Linked DNA regions of Homo sapiens: region 2 is linked to region 1. A link is an interaction called in ENCODE POLR2A ChIA-PET data of the cell type or tissue named here. Cell type or tissue: B cell. All regions are shown on one strand.

The links. Peaks named below come from ENCODE experiments on the same cell type or tissue, not always from the same donor. Only the 100,000 strongest peaks of a DNase experiment are listed, where the experiment ranks them.
Region 2: POLR2A ChIA-PET joins it to region 1 with 5 read pairs; 1 of 35 experiments calls an interaction of 5 or more read pairs at or near these places.

What each region holds. Positions count from the first base shown.
Region 1 is chr19:41,941,044-41,949,043 of GRCh38, reverse strand. No RefSeq gene overlaps it. Among named protein-coding and RNA genes, the nearest start is that of RABAC1, 14 kb to the left of the region's middle. RefSeq lists enhancers at 3,626-3,675, 4,126-4,235. In B cell, no CTCF peak of the experiment used is centred here; DNase peaks (open chromatin) are centred at 3,563, 4,453 and 7,323; H3K4me3 peaks cover 1,705 bases; H3K27ac peaks cover 5,902 bases.
Region 2 is chr19:41,330,590-41,338,589 of GRCh38, reverse strand. TGFB1 (transforming growth factor beta 1) reads left to right here. Exons shown (of 7, transcript NM_000660.7): 6 at 6,309-6,462; 7 at 7,380-8,000. The coding sequence ends at 7,538. Among named protein-coding and RNA genes, the nearest start is that of TGFB1, 19 kb to the left of the region's middle. RefSeq lists an enhancer at 3,589-3,688. In B cell, no CTCF peak of the experiment used is centred here; a DNase peak (open chromatin) is centred at 3,599; H3K27ac peaks cover 4,454 bases.

The DNA.
Region 1 (8,000 bases):
GGACCTAGCCTGGGGCACAGAGACTGGGAAGTTGAATTTGGGGTGACAGGGGCTAGGAGGTTAGCTGCCTAGTTTGTAATGACAGATATTAGGGATCAGTTGTCCAGGGTGAGATGAAATGATAGGGGTTCCAGGGTCTAGTTTAGGGTGACATAGAATGGAAGTTAGCTTGTCTCATTTGGCATGAGTGGGACCAGGGGTCTGGCCGTCTAGTTTAGGAGACACACTGGATGGAGTCTGGTCGAGCAGATGAAGATGAATGGGACTGTGGGCCCAGGTCTCTAGTCTGAGGTCACATTTTATGCAACGTGTTGCTCAACGTGGTGTGACAGACCCTAGAAGCCTAGAAGTACAATTGTCCCGTTTGGGGTGGCAGTGTCTGGGGGTTGGTTGTCTAGGGCTGTGAGACAGAGACTGGGTCCCAGGGTGATGTATTCAGGGTAACAGAGATGGAGCATTTGGTTTTATAGTTTTGTGGGGAGAAAACAGAGACCAGGGAACATGTGACCTCATAGACTCTGGAGGTCCAGTTGCCTAGTTTTGTGGGACAGAGGTTAGGATCCCTGGGTATATTTGGGGTGACAGAGACTGGGGTCTGGTTGTCTAGTGTTGAGTGACAGAAACTGGGGGTGCCAAGCAGTATTTGGGGCAAAGAAACTAGGGCTAGGTTGTCTAGTTTTACAGGACAGAGATGGGTCCCAGAGTATATATGGGTGACAGAGACTGGGTATCTGGTTGTCTGCTTTTGGGAAACGGACTGGGGCCCCTGCATGTATTTTGGGTAACAGAAATGGGGTCTGGTTGTGTAGGTTGTTATACAGAGATCATTGTCCCAGTACATTTGTGAGGTGACAGACTAGCTTGCTAATTTAATTTAATTTAATTTTTATTTATTTATTTTTTTGAGATGGAGTCTCGTTCTGTCACCAGGCTGGAGTGCAGTGGCACGATCTCGGCTCACTGCAACCTCTGCCTCCTGGGTTCAAGCAATTCTCCTGCCTCAGCTTCCTGAGTAGCTGGGACTACAGGCATGCGCCACCATGCCTGGCTAATTTTTTGTATTTTTAGTAGAGATGGGGTTTCACCATGTTGGCCAGGATGGAGTCAATCTTCTGACCTCATGATCCGCCTGCCTTGGCCTCCCAAAGTGCTGGGATTACAGGTGTGAGCCACCGTGCCTGGCCTTATTTTATTTTTTTAGACAGAGTCTCATTCTATCGCCCAGGCTGGAGTGCAGTGGTGCGATCCTGGGTCACTGCAACCTCCACCTCCTGGGTTCAAGCGATTCTCCTGCCTCAGCTTCTCAAGTAGCTGGAATTACAGGCACCTGCCACAACGCCCGGCTAATTTTGTACTTTTAGCAGAGATGAGGTTTCACCATGTTGATCTGGCTGGTCTAAAACTTCTGACCTCAAGTGACCTGCCCCCCTCGGCCTCCCAAAGTGCTGAGATTACAGGCTTAAGCCACCACACCCGGCCTATTTTATTTCATTTTATTTTTGAGACAGGGTCTTACTCTGTTGCCCAAGCAGGAGTGAGGTAGCGCAATCATGGCTCACTGTGGCCTTGACCTCCCCGGGCTCAAGTCCCACCTAGGCCTCCTGGGACGTGCCACCATGCCCAGCTAATTTATTTTGTTTTGTGTTGTTTTGATAGAGACAGGGTCCCACTATGTTGCCTAGGCTGATCTCGAACTCCTGGGCTCATCCACTTGCCAATTTCTGGTGACAGTTTAGGTCTTGTTGTCTATCTTGATGTGCCAGACATTACTCATCCATGTCATGTTTGGGGTGACAGAGACTACTGGTCTTGCTTTCTAGTTTGGGGTGACAGTGACTGGGGTCCTTTTGTCCAGTTTGAGCTGACAGTGATTGGGGTTCAGTTGTCCATTTGGGGGAGGCAGAGACTGGGATCAGTGGTCTAGTTTGGGGTGATGAGACCAGAAGTCAAGGCCCGGCCTTGGGGTAACAGAGATGGAGATACAGTTTCCCAGTTCTGGGTGGCAGAGACTTCCTAGTTTGGGGGACAGAGACTTGGGGCATAGTTGTGCAGCTGGAGGGATGAGGCTGAGGGGTGCCTGTTTTGACTTGGGGCGGCAGGAGCTGTCATTTCAGTCCTCTAGTCTGGGGCGCAGAGTCTAGGGTGCTGGTCCCTTCTAAACATGGCTGAGCCTGAGAGTGCTGATGCCTGAATGTTCCTGGGACAACTGAGTCAAGGGTTTCCTGTACTCAGGTGTGGGGTCTCTGAGTGAGTGTGGCCAGCGGTGTGGAGCTTTGTGTGAAGGTCACTGAAGCTAGGAGTCTGGGTATTTGGAATGGAGGTGTCAAGAGGTCAGGGCCCCAGGACTCAGGACCCACTTGAGGAGTGCTTCATGTCTATGACATGGAGGGCCAGTGTTTTCAAAGCACCTCCACACCTGTGGGTGGCAGTGATAGAGACCCCTGGGGGAAGATGGAGACTGAGGCTCTAATGCCTGGCCTAGGGGTCGCTGTGGCTGGGGCACAGGTAACCTTGGGATTTCTGGCCCTGGAGACCCAGCTGCCCTTTACTGGACACAAGAGGATCCTGTGGGTCTAAAGCCTAGTCTGGACCGGGTGCAGTGGCTCACGCTTGTAATCCCAGCACTTTGGGAGGCTGAGGCAGGTAGATCGCCTGAGGTCAAGAGTTTAAGACCAGCCTGGCCAACATGGTGAAACCCCATCTCTACTAAAGATACAAAAATTAGCTGGGGTGTGGTGTGCGCCTATAATCCCAGCTACTTGGGAGGCTGAGGCAGGAGATTCGCTTGAACCTGGGAGGTGGAGGTTGCAGTGAACCAACATTGCGCCACTTGCTCTGGGCAACAGAGCGAGACTCCATCTCCAAAAAAAATAAAATAAAATAAATAAAAATAAACTAGCTGGGCTGTAGTCCCAGCTAGTCCCGCCAAGGTGGGAGGATCCCTTGAGGGCAGGAGTTCAAGAGTAGCCTGGGCAACATAGTGAGACCCCATCTCTACAACAAAAAACAAAAAAATTAGCTGGGCACAGTGGCAACTGCCTGCAGTCCCAGCTATTCAGGAGGCTGAGGGAGGACCTCTTGAGCCCAGGAGTTTGAGGCTGCAGCGAGCCATGATTGCACCATGATTGCACTCCAGCCTGGGTGACAGAGCAAGACCCTATCTCAAAAAAAAAAAACCCTAGTTTGGGGGCAAATGGTTGGTTGTGGTAGTCAAGATGCATTGTTTATGGGTGACTAACACTGAGGACTCAGATTCTCACTTTGAGAAGATGGATGCTGGGGCTCAAGATCCTGAATTTGGGGTGCCTGGAGTTCCTCCTGCCCAGTTCTGGGCACGTGTGAGCCCTTGTTCCTGTTTTGGGACACCCAACACCCAGCTCTAGATGTCTGCAGTTGTGTGGCTTCGTCACTGAGGCCGGGGATGGGGGCTACTGACACCCACATTAGTGACGACAGTGGGGGCCTACTGTCTAGATTAGAAGTGACTTCCTGTGGCATTTCACCTGTCATGTTTGGGGTGAGTCAGTTCGGAGACTCAGGTGTCAAGTCTAGGGTGACTGGTTTTGAGGTTTAGCGGTGACCGAGGTTGGCAGCCCACATGTTGATTTGGGGGTCCTACTGATTACCTTAGGGCTGACTGAAGTTTGGAGCTCACTTGCTTAGTCTGGGGGTCACTGAGCCTGGGTGCCCCAGGCCCTAGTTTTGGGGACATCTGAGACTGGGAGGCTATATGCAAAGTGTGTGGGTGGGTGGCTGTGGAGCTCAGATGCCTATTTTGAGAGTGACTTGCTGTGGTTTTGCTGACCTTGAGGCCCTGAAGGTTAATTTAGGGGTGAGTGAAACTGTGGGCCTGTATTCTTTTTTTTTTGTGGAAATGGAGTCTCGCTCTGTCACCCAGGCTGGAGTGCAGTGGCGTGATCTTGGCTCACTGCAACCTCTGCCTCCCAAGTAGCTGGGACTTGGGTTCAAACAATTCTCCTGCCTCAGCCTCCCAAGTAGCTGGGACTACAGGCGCACGCTGCTATGCCCAGCTAATTTTTTTGTATTTTAGTAGAGACAGGGTTTCACTGTGTTGCCCAGGCTGGTCTCAAACTCTTGAGCTTGGGCATTCCACCTGCCTTGGCCTCCCAAAGTGCTAGGATTACAGGCGTGAGCCACTGCGCCCAGCCTGTGGGCCTATATTCTAATCTGGGAACAAATTAAGGCTGGGACCCTAAATCCAAAATAGAAGTGACTTACCATGATGTTCAGTTAGGGAGTTCTGAGGCTGGGGGCGTGGTTCAGAGCCCAAGTTTGGGGCTCAAATCCAAAATGCCTTAGATTGTGGGTAGTTGTGGCAAAACATTCAGATGTCTAGTTTAGGAGTGTGTAATCCCAGCTGCCCAGATGTTGAGGTTGGGATGACCATCTGAGAGCCCGAACATCAATCTGGGGTGACAGCTGGGGCCCAGATGTCCCTCAGCAGATCCAGTGCCAAGCTGGGGTTGTGTCATCAGATGCCTCCTGGGGGTGTCACTCTCGTGTATGAGAAGCCCATCTTTGGGAGATTAAGAGAAGGCAACCAGATGTCTGGTTTGAGGGCTACTAGTTATGAGTTCCTAACATTTATATACAATTTGGGGCTCACTGAGTCTCAAGACCTAGTTGCCAGGGTTTGTGGTTATTTGTACCTAGTTTGGGGTGATGGAGTTTGGGGTGTTGTTCCTTTTTTTTTTTTTTTTTTGAGACAGAGTCTTGCTCTGTCACCCAGGGTGGAGTGCAGTGGTGTGATCTCGGCTCACTGCAACCTCCGCCTCCTGGTTCAAACCATTCTCATGCCTCAGCCTCCTGAGTAGCTGGGATTACAGGCGCCCACCATAATGCCCAACTAATTTTTGTATTTTTAGTAGAGACAGGGTTTCACCATGTTGGCCAGGCTGGTCTTGAACTCCTGACCTCAGGTGATCCGCCCACCTGGCCTCCCAAAGTGCCGGGATTACAGGCGTGAGCCACCGTGCCCGGCCCGGGGTGTTGTTCCTTAGTGTGGGAATGTCTGAGGCTAATCACCCAGATACCTAGTTAGGGGTGACTGACACAGAGACTCAGATCCTCTGGGAGGCTCAATGCCTGAATTAGGAGTGGCTTCAATCGGATTTTTTTTTTTTAGACAGTCTTGCTTGCTCTGTCGCCCAGGCTGGAGTGCAGTGGCGCGATCTCAGCTCACAGCAAGCTCCGCCTCCCGGGTTCACACCATTCTCCTGCCTCAACCTTCCAAGTAGCTGGGACTACAGGCGCCTGCCACCACGCCCGGCTAATTTTTTTTTTCTTGTATTTTTAGTAGAGACAGGGTTTCACCCTGTTAACCAGGATGGTCTCGATCTCCTGACCTTGTGATCCGCATGCCTCGGCCTCCCAAAGTGCTGGGATTACAGGTGTGAGCCACTGTGCCCGGCCCCCCCACCTTTTTTTTTTTTTGTGAAGAGGTCTCACTGTCACCCAGACTGGAGTGCAGTGGTATCATCACAGCTCACTGCAGCCTTGATCTCCCAAACTCAAGCGATCCTCCCGCTTCAGCCTCCCGAGTAGCTGGGACTAAGCCGTGCACCACCATGCCTAGCTAATTTTATTTTTGTAGAGGTGAGGTCTCGGTATGCTACTCAGGCTGGCCTCCAACTCCTGGGCTCAAGGGATCCTCCTGCCTCGGCCTCCCAAAGTGCTGGGATTACAGGTGTAAACCACCGCGTCCGGCCTCTTCTTGTCTGTTACCAGGTCCCTTAACATGGATTGAGGGCCCACCCCAGCAACTCAGGATAATCCCATCTCAAGATCCTTCATTTAATTGCATCTGAATAGACTCTTCCTGTAAGGTCACATTAGCAGGTTCTGGGGTTAGGATGTGGACATACCTTTTTGGGGGGCCACCATCCAACCTGCTATGAGGGTGTTTGAGGCAGGTACTCTAAATCCCAAGTTCAGGTCTCTCTGATTATGAGCTTCTTGGTGTTTGGATTAGGAAGACTGACCTTGAGGGTCAGCTGCACATACCTGATTTGGGGGTTCTTGACTTGCCTACTTCTGGGGGTAACAGCCTATGGGGTGCTTAGTGTAGGGTGACTGAAGTTTGGGGACAAAAGGGGTAGTTTGGAGATCTGAGCTTCAGTGCCACAGAGTCCTCCTAACTTTGGGGGTGTCTGAGGTTGGGAGGCTAGATGCTGAGTTCGTGGGGTAACTTAGAGGGGTCTCTAACTCTTATGAGTGGGGGTGAAAGCTCAGATGTGTATTGTAAGGGCAGGTGATGCTGGAATTCCAGGTGCCAAGTTGGGGGGCTTCTAAAGCTGCTGGTCGACCAGGAGTGGTGGCTCATACCTGTTGTCCCAGTTACTTGGGAGGCTGAGGCAGGAGGATCACTTGAGCCTGGGAGGTCGAGGCTATAGTAAGCCGAGATCATGCCACTCCAGCTCCAGCCTGGGCAAGAGAGCAAGACCCTGTCTTTAAAAAAAAAAAAAAAAAAAAAAAAAGGCCAGGTGCGGTGGCTCATGCCTGTAATCCCAGCACTTTGGGAGGCCGAGGCGGGTGGATCACGAGGTCAGGAGATGGAGACCATCCTGGCTAACACGGTGAAACCCCGTCTCTACTAAAAATACAAAAAAATTAGCCAGGTGTGGTGGTGGGCGCCTGTAGTCCCAGCTATTCGGGAGGCTGAGGCAGGAGAATGGCATGAACCCGGGAGGCGGAGCTTGCAGTGAGCCGAGATCACACCACTGCACTCCAGCCTGGGTGACAGAGCAAGACTCTGTCTCAAAAATAAATATATAAATAAATAAATAGCCAGGCGTGGTGGTGGGCACCTGTAGTCCCAGCTGCTCAGGAGGCTGAGGCAGGACAATGGCGTGAACCCAGGAGGTGGAGCTTGCAGTGAGCTGAGATCGCACCACTGCACTCCAGCCTGGGCGACAGGGAGACTCCGTCTCAAAAAAAAAAAAAAAAAAGTTGGTTGTCCACATGCATAGGTTAGGGTGACCAATGATTGGGTCTGGATGCAAGGTTTAGGGGTGATGCTACGTAGAGACCTACATGACTAGTGTTAAGGTGACTTGCTGGGGCATTTCGGAGGTTCCTTGGTTTAGTGGAAACTGAGTCTGGAGAGCCAGATGTCTAGTTTGGGGGAGCCTTAGGGTGGGTGAGGCCCAGATCCTCATTTTGACTTGAGTCTGAGGATCCAGTTGTCACATTTGGGGTTGCCCAGTTTAAGGGTGTTTGAATTTCAGTCCCATTTTCTAGTTTGTATGTGTTGAGAATGGGGTCACATGCTGAGTGGGTGATAGCAGCTGGGGCCTACTTTTGTAGATCGTGGGTGGTGTATCTTGGGGTCCTGATGAGGTTTAATGAGGAAAGTCTAGTTTAGGTGTGCCAAATTTGGGGCCCCAACGTCTAATTTGGGGGTGACAGTATGGGGAATACATGCCTAGTTTGGGGGGGGCTTGTGGTTACTGATGCTTATTTTGGGGTGACTGAGCTAAGGTCCATTTCCCTTATTCTCTGAGTGTCTTGGGCTGGAGGACTTGTTTGGGGGTGAATGGAGCTGGGCCCCAGAATCCTCATTTTGGGCTGTCTGGAGCTAGGCTGGGTTATCACCTTCTGTTTGTGAGTCGGGGTAGCCATTCGCTCCGCCTGGGGTGATCCAGGCCCATGTCTAGGTCTGATCCCAGGGGTCTTCAGTCCATGTGAGGGCTTCAGAGGGAGGGTAGGGGTTCGAAGGCCTGGTTTGTGGGTATCTAGATGCCTCCTTTGGGGGAATCTCAGTCTAGGGTCCTGAGGTCCTAGGGATCTAGTCCCAGGGGCTGGGGGAGCCAACCCCAGTGCTACCCCCCAAGGCGGGGCCTCTCCTGGGGGTGTTCGGGGAGGCAGTCCATTTGTGGGTGACCGACTTGGGGAAATAGGTGGTCCTGGTGGGGACTGATCGGGGCCAGGCGTGGTGGGGGTGGGGGCGCTGCTGCGCGGAGCCGGCTGAGCCCCCGGGG
Region 2 (8,000 bases), 610 kb after region 1:
TAGGATTACAGGCATGAGCCACTGCTCCCGGCCGAATAATACATATTTTGCATGTTTTATGTATTATGTCCTATATCCCCTTTTTTTTTTTTTGAGACGGAGTTTCGCTGTTGTCACTCAGGCTGGAGTGTAATGGCACAATCTCAGCTCACGGCAACCTCCACCTCCCGGGGGTTCAAGCAATTCTCCTGCTTCAGCCTCCTGAGTAGTTGGGATTATAGGCACCTGCCACCATGCCCGGCTAACTTTTGTATTTTTAGTAGAGGTGGGGTTTCACCATGTTGGCCAGGCTGGTCTTGAACTCCTGACCTCAAGTGATCTACCCGCCTCAGCCTCCCAAAGTGCTGGGATTGCAGGGGTGAGCCACGCACCCGGCCGTATTCTTTGTTTTTTTTTTTGAGACAGAGTCTAGCTGTGTCACCCAGGCTGGAGTGCAGTGAAGTGATCTCAGCTCACTGCAACCTCCGCCTCCCAGGTTCAAGCAATTCTCCTGCCTCAGTCTCCCAAATAGCTGTGATTTCAGGCATCCGCCATCGCACCCGGGTAATTTTTGTATTTTTAGTAGAGACGGGGTTTCACCATGTTGGCCAGGCTGGTCTTGAACTCCTGACCTCAGGTGATCCATCAGCCTCGGCCTCCCAAAGTGCTGGCCTTACAGGCTTGAACCACTGCTCCCGGCCTATGCCTGCATTTTAAAAATAAGATAGAGAAAAGAAAATGTCCTTAAGAAAATCATAAGGAAGAGGAAGTATATTTTCCATTCATTGAGTGGAAGTGGCTTATCATAAAGGTCTTCATGTTGAGTAGGCTGAGGAGGAGGAAGAAAAGGTGTTGGTCTTGCTGTCTCAGGGCAGAGGTGGAAGAAAAATTCACCTGTAAGTGGTGAATTTTGTAAGAGGACCCATGTAGTTCAAACCCATGTCCAAGGGTCAGTCTATATATAGTTGACCCTGAATATATATACAGAGAGAGAGAGAGATGATTTTGTAGATTTTGAAAAAAGTCCTAAGAGAGGCCAGGTATGGTAGCTCACACCCGTAATCCCAGCACTTTGGGAGGCTGAGGCAGGTGGATCACTTGAGGTCAGGAGTTGGAGACCAGCCTGGCCAACATGGTGAAACCCTGTCTGTACTAAAAATACAAAAATCAGGCCAGCTGTCGTGGCTCACACCTGTAATCCCAGCACTTTGGGAGGCCAAGGTGGGTGGACCACCTGAGGTCAGGAGTTCGAGACCAGTCTGGCCAACGTGGTGAAACCTCCTCTCTACTAAAAATTCAAAAATGAGCCAGGCGTGGTGGCGGGCCCTGTAATCCCAGCTACTCTTGAGGCTGAGGCAGGAGAACTGCTTGAACCCAGGAAGTGGAGGTTGCAGTGAGCCGAGGTCGCGCCATTGCACTCCAGCCTGGGCAACAAGAGTGAGACTCCCGTCTCAAAAAAATAAATAAATAATTAAAAATACAAAAATTAGCAGGGTATGGTGGCAGGCGCCTGTAGTCTTAGCTACTTGGGAGACTGAGGCAGGAGAATCACTTGAACCTGGGAGGCACAGGTTGCAGTGACCCGAGATTGCACCACTTCACTGCATCCTGGGTGACAGAGTGAGACTCCATCTCAAAAATTAAAAAAAAAAAAAAATCCTAAGAGACATATCAACCAATTGCAATGTGTAGACCTTACTTGAATCCTTATTTACACAGGCTTAAAAAAAAAAGATATTTATGAGACAGTTGGGTAAATGTGAACTCTGTCTAGATATTCCTCTAGATATCAAGGAATTGTTAATTTTCTTACATGGTATTGTGACTGTGTTTTAAAGTAGTCTTAATTAGAGATACATTTGAAATATTTATGGATGAAGCAACACGGTGGATTGCATGTGCTTTGAGATAAACCATTGTCGGCTGGCTGCAGTGGCTCACAGCTATAATCCCACCACTTTGGGAGGCCAAGGCAGGAGGATTGCTTGAGCCTAAGAGTTGGAGACCAGCCTGGGCAATATGGTGAAACCCCATCTCCCAAAAAAAAAAATATGAAAAGTAGCTGGGCCTGGTGGTGTGTACCTTTTGTCCCAGCTACTCAGGAGGCTGAGGTGGGAGGTTGGCTTGAGCCCCAGGAGCTGGAGGCCACAGTGAGCTGTGATTGCACCACTGCACTCCAGCCTGGGTGACAGAGTGAGATCCTGTCTCAAAAAAAAAAAAAAAAGAGATAGTGGATAGGGGTAGAGATGCAATGGAAATTGGCCATGAGTTGGTCATTGTTGAAGCTGCTTTTGTGTACATCTGAAACTTTCCAGCTGGACGCGGTGGCTCACACCTGTAATCCCAGCACTTTGGAAGGCTGAGGCGGGTGGATCACATGAGGTCAGGAGTTCGAGACCAGCCTGTCCAACATGGTGAAACCCTGTCTCTACTAAAAATACAGAAAAATTAGCTGGGTATGGTGGTGTGTGCCTGTAATCCCAGCTACTTGGGAGGCTGAGCCAGGAGAATTGCTTGAACTTGGGACATGGAGGTTGCAGTGAGCCAAGATTGCACCACTGCACTCCAGCCTGGGGCAACAGAGCAAGACTCCATCTCAAAAAAAAAAAAAAAAAACTTTCATAGGAAAATTTGTTCTTAAGGCAGCTCGAACACTACCTCCTTCCTAACCCCTTTCTCCAACATCCAAGATGGATGTGAGGCCTCTGGGCTCCCCTGGGGCCCTAAGTAGATCTTTGACTCAACAAACAGTCTCTGTTGGGTCTTTTATTTATAAAAAGTTTTGTAGCGACAGGGTCTCACTATGCTCCCCAGGCTGGTCTTAAACTCCTTGGGCTCAAGCGATTCACCGGTCTTGGCTTCCCAAAGTGCTGAGATTACAGGCGTGAGTCACTGCACCTGGCCTAGGTCTTGAGAGACTGGACGGAAGAGGCTTGGCAAGGGCAAGGGCTGTGGGTATCCCAAGGCCCGGTGCAGGGTAGGCCCCGAATGTGTGCTGAAAAAATGAGTCAGAGGATCACCTAGACGGCTTGTTCAACACGGACTGTTGTTCCCAGTCCTGCACACAATTTCTGATTTCAGTGGCCTGGGGTGCCACCTGAGAATCTGCATTTCCCATAGTTCCCAGGTGATGCTGCCGCTGGTCCTGGGAGCTCACGTGGAGAGCTGCTGACTTGGATAACAGTATCACAGATTGTTCAAATCCTAGGATCTCAGAACCCCAGCTAGGGTTGAACTGCATATTAAAGATGATTCTGAGCCGGGTGCGGTGGCTCATGCCTGTAATCCCAGCACTTTGGGAGGCCGAGGTGGGTGGGTCACCTGAGGTCAGGAGTTTGAGACCAGCCTGACCAACATGGTGAAACCCAGCCTCTACTAAAAATACAAAAAATTAGCCAGGCATGGTGGCACATGCCTGTAATCCCAGGTACTTGAGAGGCTGAGGCAGGAGAATTGCTTGAACCCGGGAGACGGAGGTTGCAGTGAGCTGAGATCACACCATCGCACTCCAGCCTGGGCAACAGGAGGGAAACTCCATCTCAAAAAAAAAAAAAGATTCCGGACACTAGTTCTTCCCCTTTTGTGAGTTCAGAACTTCCTGTGAGAAAGTGAAAGCCAGGACTCTTTTTCCCAGAAATACATGCATACATACACACATGTGCATATGATCTCAGGCACTCATGGCCCTCCCTAAGCCTGCCCATGATGGCCCCTTGGCCCTCAGCTTAACACCTTATTTTATCTAGTAGCTCCTACCTCTGAACAGATGAGGAAACTGAGGTCCAACCAAATTGGGTGGTACGGGCTGAGTTCACAGGGATCTCAGTTTCTTGACTTCCTTCTCAGGCTTCTGTGGCTCTTGGAAAGGCTTTATCTTGCCTCTAGGTTATCCGGTGCCACTTGAAGTTGGGTTCAAGCGATTCTCCTGCCTCAGACTCCCCAGTAGCTGGGATTACAGGTGCCCGCCACCAGGTCCAGCTAATTTTTGAATTTTTAGTAAAGACAGGGTCCTCAAGTCTGCCTGCCCTAGCCTCCCAAAGTGCCGGGATGACAGGCGTGAGCCACCGTGCCTGGCTGGCCCCACCAATCTATGAGCAGAGGTTGCAGTGAGCCAAGATTGCACCACTGCACTCCAGCCTGGGTGACGGAGCAAGACTCTGTCTCAAAAAAAAAAAAAAAAAAAAAAGGCATTGTCAACTTTTTCTTTTCTTTTCTTTCTTTTTTCTTTTCTTTTCAAGACAGAGTCTCACCCTGTTGCCCTGGGTGGAGTGCAGTGGCACGATCTTGGCTCACTGCAACCTCTGCTTCTTGGGTTCAAGCAGATTCTTGTGCCTCAGCCTCCTGAGTAGCTGGGATTACAGACAAGCACCGCCACACCCAGCTAATTTTTGTATTTTTAGTAGAGACGGGGTTTCGCCATGTTGGTCAGGCTGGTCTCAATCTCCTGATCTCAGGTGATCCACCCGCCTTGGCCTCCCAAAGTGCTGGGATTACAGGCGTGAGCCACTGCACCCGGCCTCTTTGACAGTTCTAAGAAGTAAAATAAACCAGAAGAAGGCAGGCAGAGAGTAATAGATATTGGGAACTGTTATTTTTCCTATTCTGATTTAAATTCCTTTATTATGGAAAATTTCAAATGTATACAAAAGCAATGAAGATAATGAATGCCCGTAAACTCTCATCCAGCGTCATCGGTAATTAAGATTTTGCCCCATTTCAAATGCAGACATTTTTATATTTTCTTGCATAACTGCAATACCGTATTGCACTAAATGGAACTAACAGTCACTTGGATATTTTGGAAAGGATGGCTCAGAAAGGTATCTCTGAGGAGGTGATGTTCAGTCATGTAACTGATATTTACTAGTACCTACTGCATTCCAGACACTGCTTTAGGAGTTAAGGGTCCCTGAGTGAAGGACATTTGAGCTAAGGTTTAAATGAAGTGAAGGGGCCAGGTGTGGTGGCTCATGCCAGTAATCCCAATGCTTTGGGAGGCCGAGGCGTGCGGATCGTTTGAGCCCAAGTTCGACACCAGCCTCAGCAACATAGTGAGACCGTGTCTCTAAAAAGAATAACAAATTAAAAAGAATAAATAGGCCAGATGCAGTGGCTCAGGTCTGTAATACCAGCACTTTGGGAGGCTGAGGTGGGCGGATCACAAGGTCAGGAGTTCGAGACCAGCCTGGCCAACATGGTGAAACCCTGTCTCTACTAAAAAGACAAAAAAATTAGCCGGGCATGGTGGCACACGCCTGTAATCCCAGCTACTCGGAAGGCTGAGGCAGGAGAATCGCTTGAACCTGGGAGGCGGAGGTTGCAGTGAGCCGAGATCATGCCACTGCACTCCAGCCTGGCAGACAGAGTGAGACTCTGTCTCAAAAAAAAAAAAAAAAAAAAATAGAAAAAAAAAGAAGAAATGAAGTGAAGGAACAAGCTGGAGTGGGTATCTGTGGGACTAGCAAGGCAGGCAGAGGGAACAGCAGATGCAGGAGCCCCGAAATAAGACTGTCTGAGGAACAGACAGGACGCCAGTGTGGCTGGAGTGGAGTAGGCGTGAGAGAGGGAGTTGAGATCAGCCAGATTTGATAGCACCTTGTGGCTCACGGTGAGGACTTGGGCATTTGCCGTGAGATGGAGCCAGGTTCAGAGCAGAGGAGTGACAAGACAATTTATAGCATGCCCATGGAGGGCAGAGATTTCTGTCTCTTTTTTAAAAAAATTGAAAAAAAATTTTGTAGAGACAGGGTCTTGCACTTTGTTGTCCAGGCTGGCATGCAGTGGTGTTATCATAGTTCACTGCAACCTCGAACTCCTCGACTCCAGCGATCCTCCCACTTCATCCTCCCAAAGTGCTGGGATTAAAGGTGTGAGCCACCATGCCTAGCCTATTTCTATCTGTTTCATTTGTCCTCAGTCCACAGTAGATCCCAGCCCAGCACACAGTAGTAGTTCAATAAACATTTGTTGCACAAATAGAGCAGATCAGTTTACATGGAGCTGTGTTATTTTGTATGTTCCAGGGTGTGGCATGCCATGATTTATTTAGCCCCCCCGTGGATGGTCATCTGGCTTCTTACAGGCTTGTCTTAAGCATTGCGTGAAATTAATTATTACATTGCTCTTAGCACTGGAGGAAGTGCTTAATCTGTGTTAGTGATTATCATGACTATTTGTGTTGTTATTAACACAGTGGGTGCAAGGGAGACCCAGATGGAGATAGGGCTGGGGGGGCAACCTAGGGTGACACACGCACCTGGGGAGGAGGGGCATGTGGCTTCTATGGTGGTAGCCCCTCCCTGCCCCTGACGCGTCTCTCCTGCCTGCAGCTCCACGGAGAAGAACTGCTGCGTGCGGCAGCTGTACATTGACTTCCGCAAGGACCTCGGCTGGAAGTGGATCCACGAGCCCAAGGGCTACCATGCCAACTTCTGCCTCGGGCCCTGCCCCTACATTTGGAGCCTGGACACGCAGTACAGCAAGGTACGTCTGGCCCACCGGGCTACGAGATGCGCTTGGGGGGAGCCAGGACGGAGGAAGAGGAGAGAGAAAGAGAAGTAAAGTCAGAGAGGTGAGTTGGCAGGATGGGGAGAAAGAGAGGGATGGGGTGGGGAGGGGAATGAATAAAGAGATGGGGAGAGAGGCAGGAAGCTAGAGAGGGGCTCTGAGCAGGGGCCAGAGGGAGATGAGCTATGAAGACCCACAGAGTGAAGTAACAGAGGGATGGGGGTGAAGGGGAGAAGAGAGACAGGGAGATGGAAGGAAAAACGCAGAAATGGAGAGACAAAATGAGAGAGACAGATACAGACACAGAGTTAGGCCAAGGAGAGACAAAGACAGATACACAACAAGGCAAGAGGCGAAGATGAGGAGGGACAGAGACTGAGAAAGAAAATCAGGCGGGCGCGGCGGCTCACGATGGTAATACCAACACTTTGGGACGCTGAAGCAGGAGGATCGCTTGAGCCCAGGAGTTCGAGAGTAGCCCAGGCAGCAGACTGAGATCCCATCTCTACCAAAAAAAAAAAAAAAAAAAAAAAAAAAGCTAGGAGTGGTGGCGCTTGCCTGTGGTTGGAGCTACTCCGGAGGCTGAGGCGGGAGGATGGCTTGCGCTCAGGAGGTTGAGGCTGCAGCGAGCCATGATCGTGCCACTATACTCCAGCCTGGGTGGCAGAGCGAGACCCAGTCTCAAAACAAAAAGAAAATCAGACAGGTGGGGAGAGACAGAATAAGATAGGATGTTAGAAGATAAGAGAGACCGAATTGGAGATGGGAAGAGGGGATGCGGGGAGAGACGAAGTGAGAGAGGCTGGCGCGGTAGCGGGTGGGGGATGGGGCAGTGGAGGGCCGTTTTCCTCCCTCCACGAGCCCTGAGCCCTGACCCCGCCCGCCGCCCGCAGGTCCTGGCCCTGTACAACCAGCATAACCCGGGCGCCTCGGCGGCGCCGTGCTGCGTGCCGCAGGCGCTGGAGCCGCTGCCCATCGTGTACTACGTGGGCCGCAAGCCCAAGGTGGAGCAGCTGTCCAACATGATCGTGCGCTCCTGCAAGTGCAGCTGAGGTCCCGCCCCGCCCCGCCCCGCCCCGGCAGGCCCGGCCCCACCCCGCCCCGCCCCCGCTGCCTTGCCCATGGGGGCTGTATTTAAGGACACCCGTGCCCCAAGCCCACCTGGGGCCCCATTAAAGATGGAGAGAGGACTGCGGATCTCTGTGTCATTGGGCGCCTGCCTGGGGTCTCCATCCCTGACGTTCCCCCACTCCCACTCCCTCTCTCTCCCTCTCTGCCTCCTCCTGCCTGTCTGCACTATTCCTTTGCCCGGCATCAAGGCACAGGGGACCAGTGGGGAACACTACTGTAGTTAGATCTATTTATTGAGCACCTTGGGCACTGTTGAAGTGCCTTACATTAATGAACTCATTCAGTCACCATAGCAACACTCTGAGATGCAGGGACTCTGATAACACCCATTTTAAAGGTGAGGAAACAAGCCCAGAGAGGTTAAGGGAGGAGTTCCTGCCCAC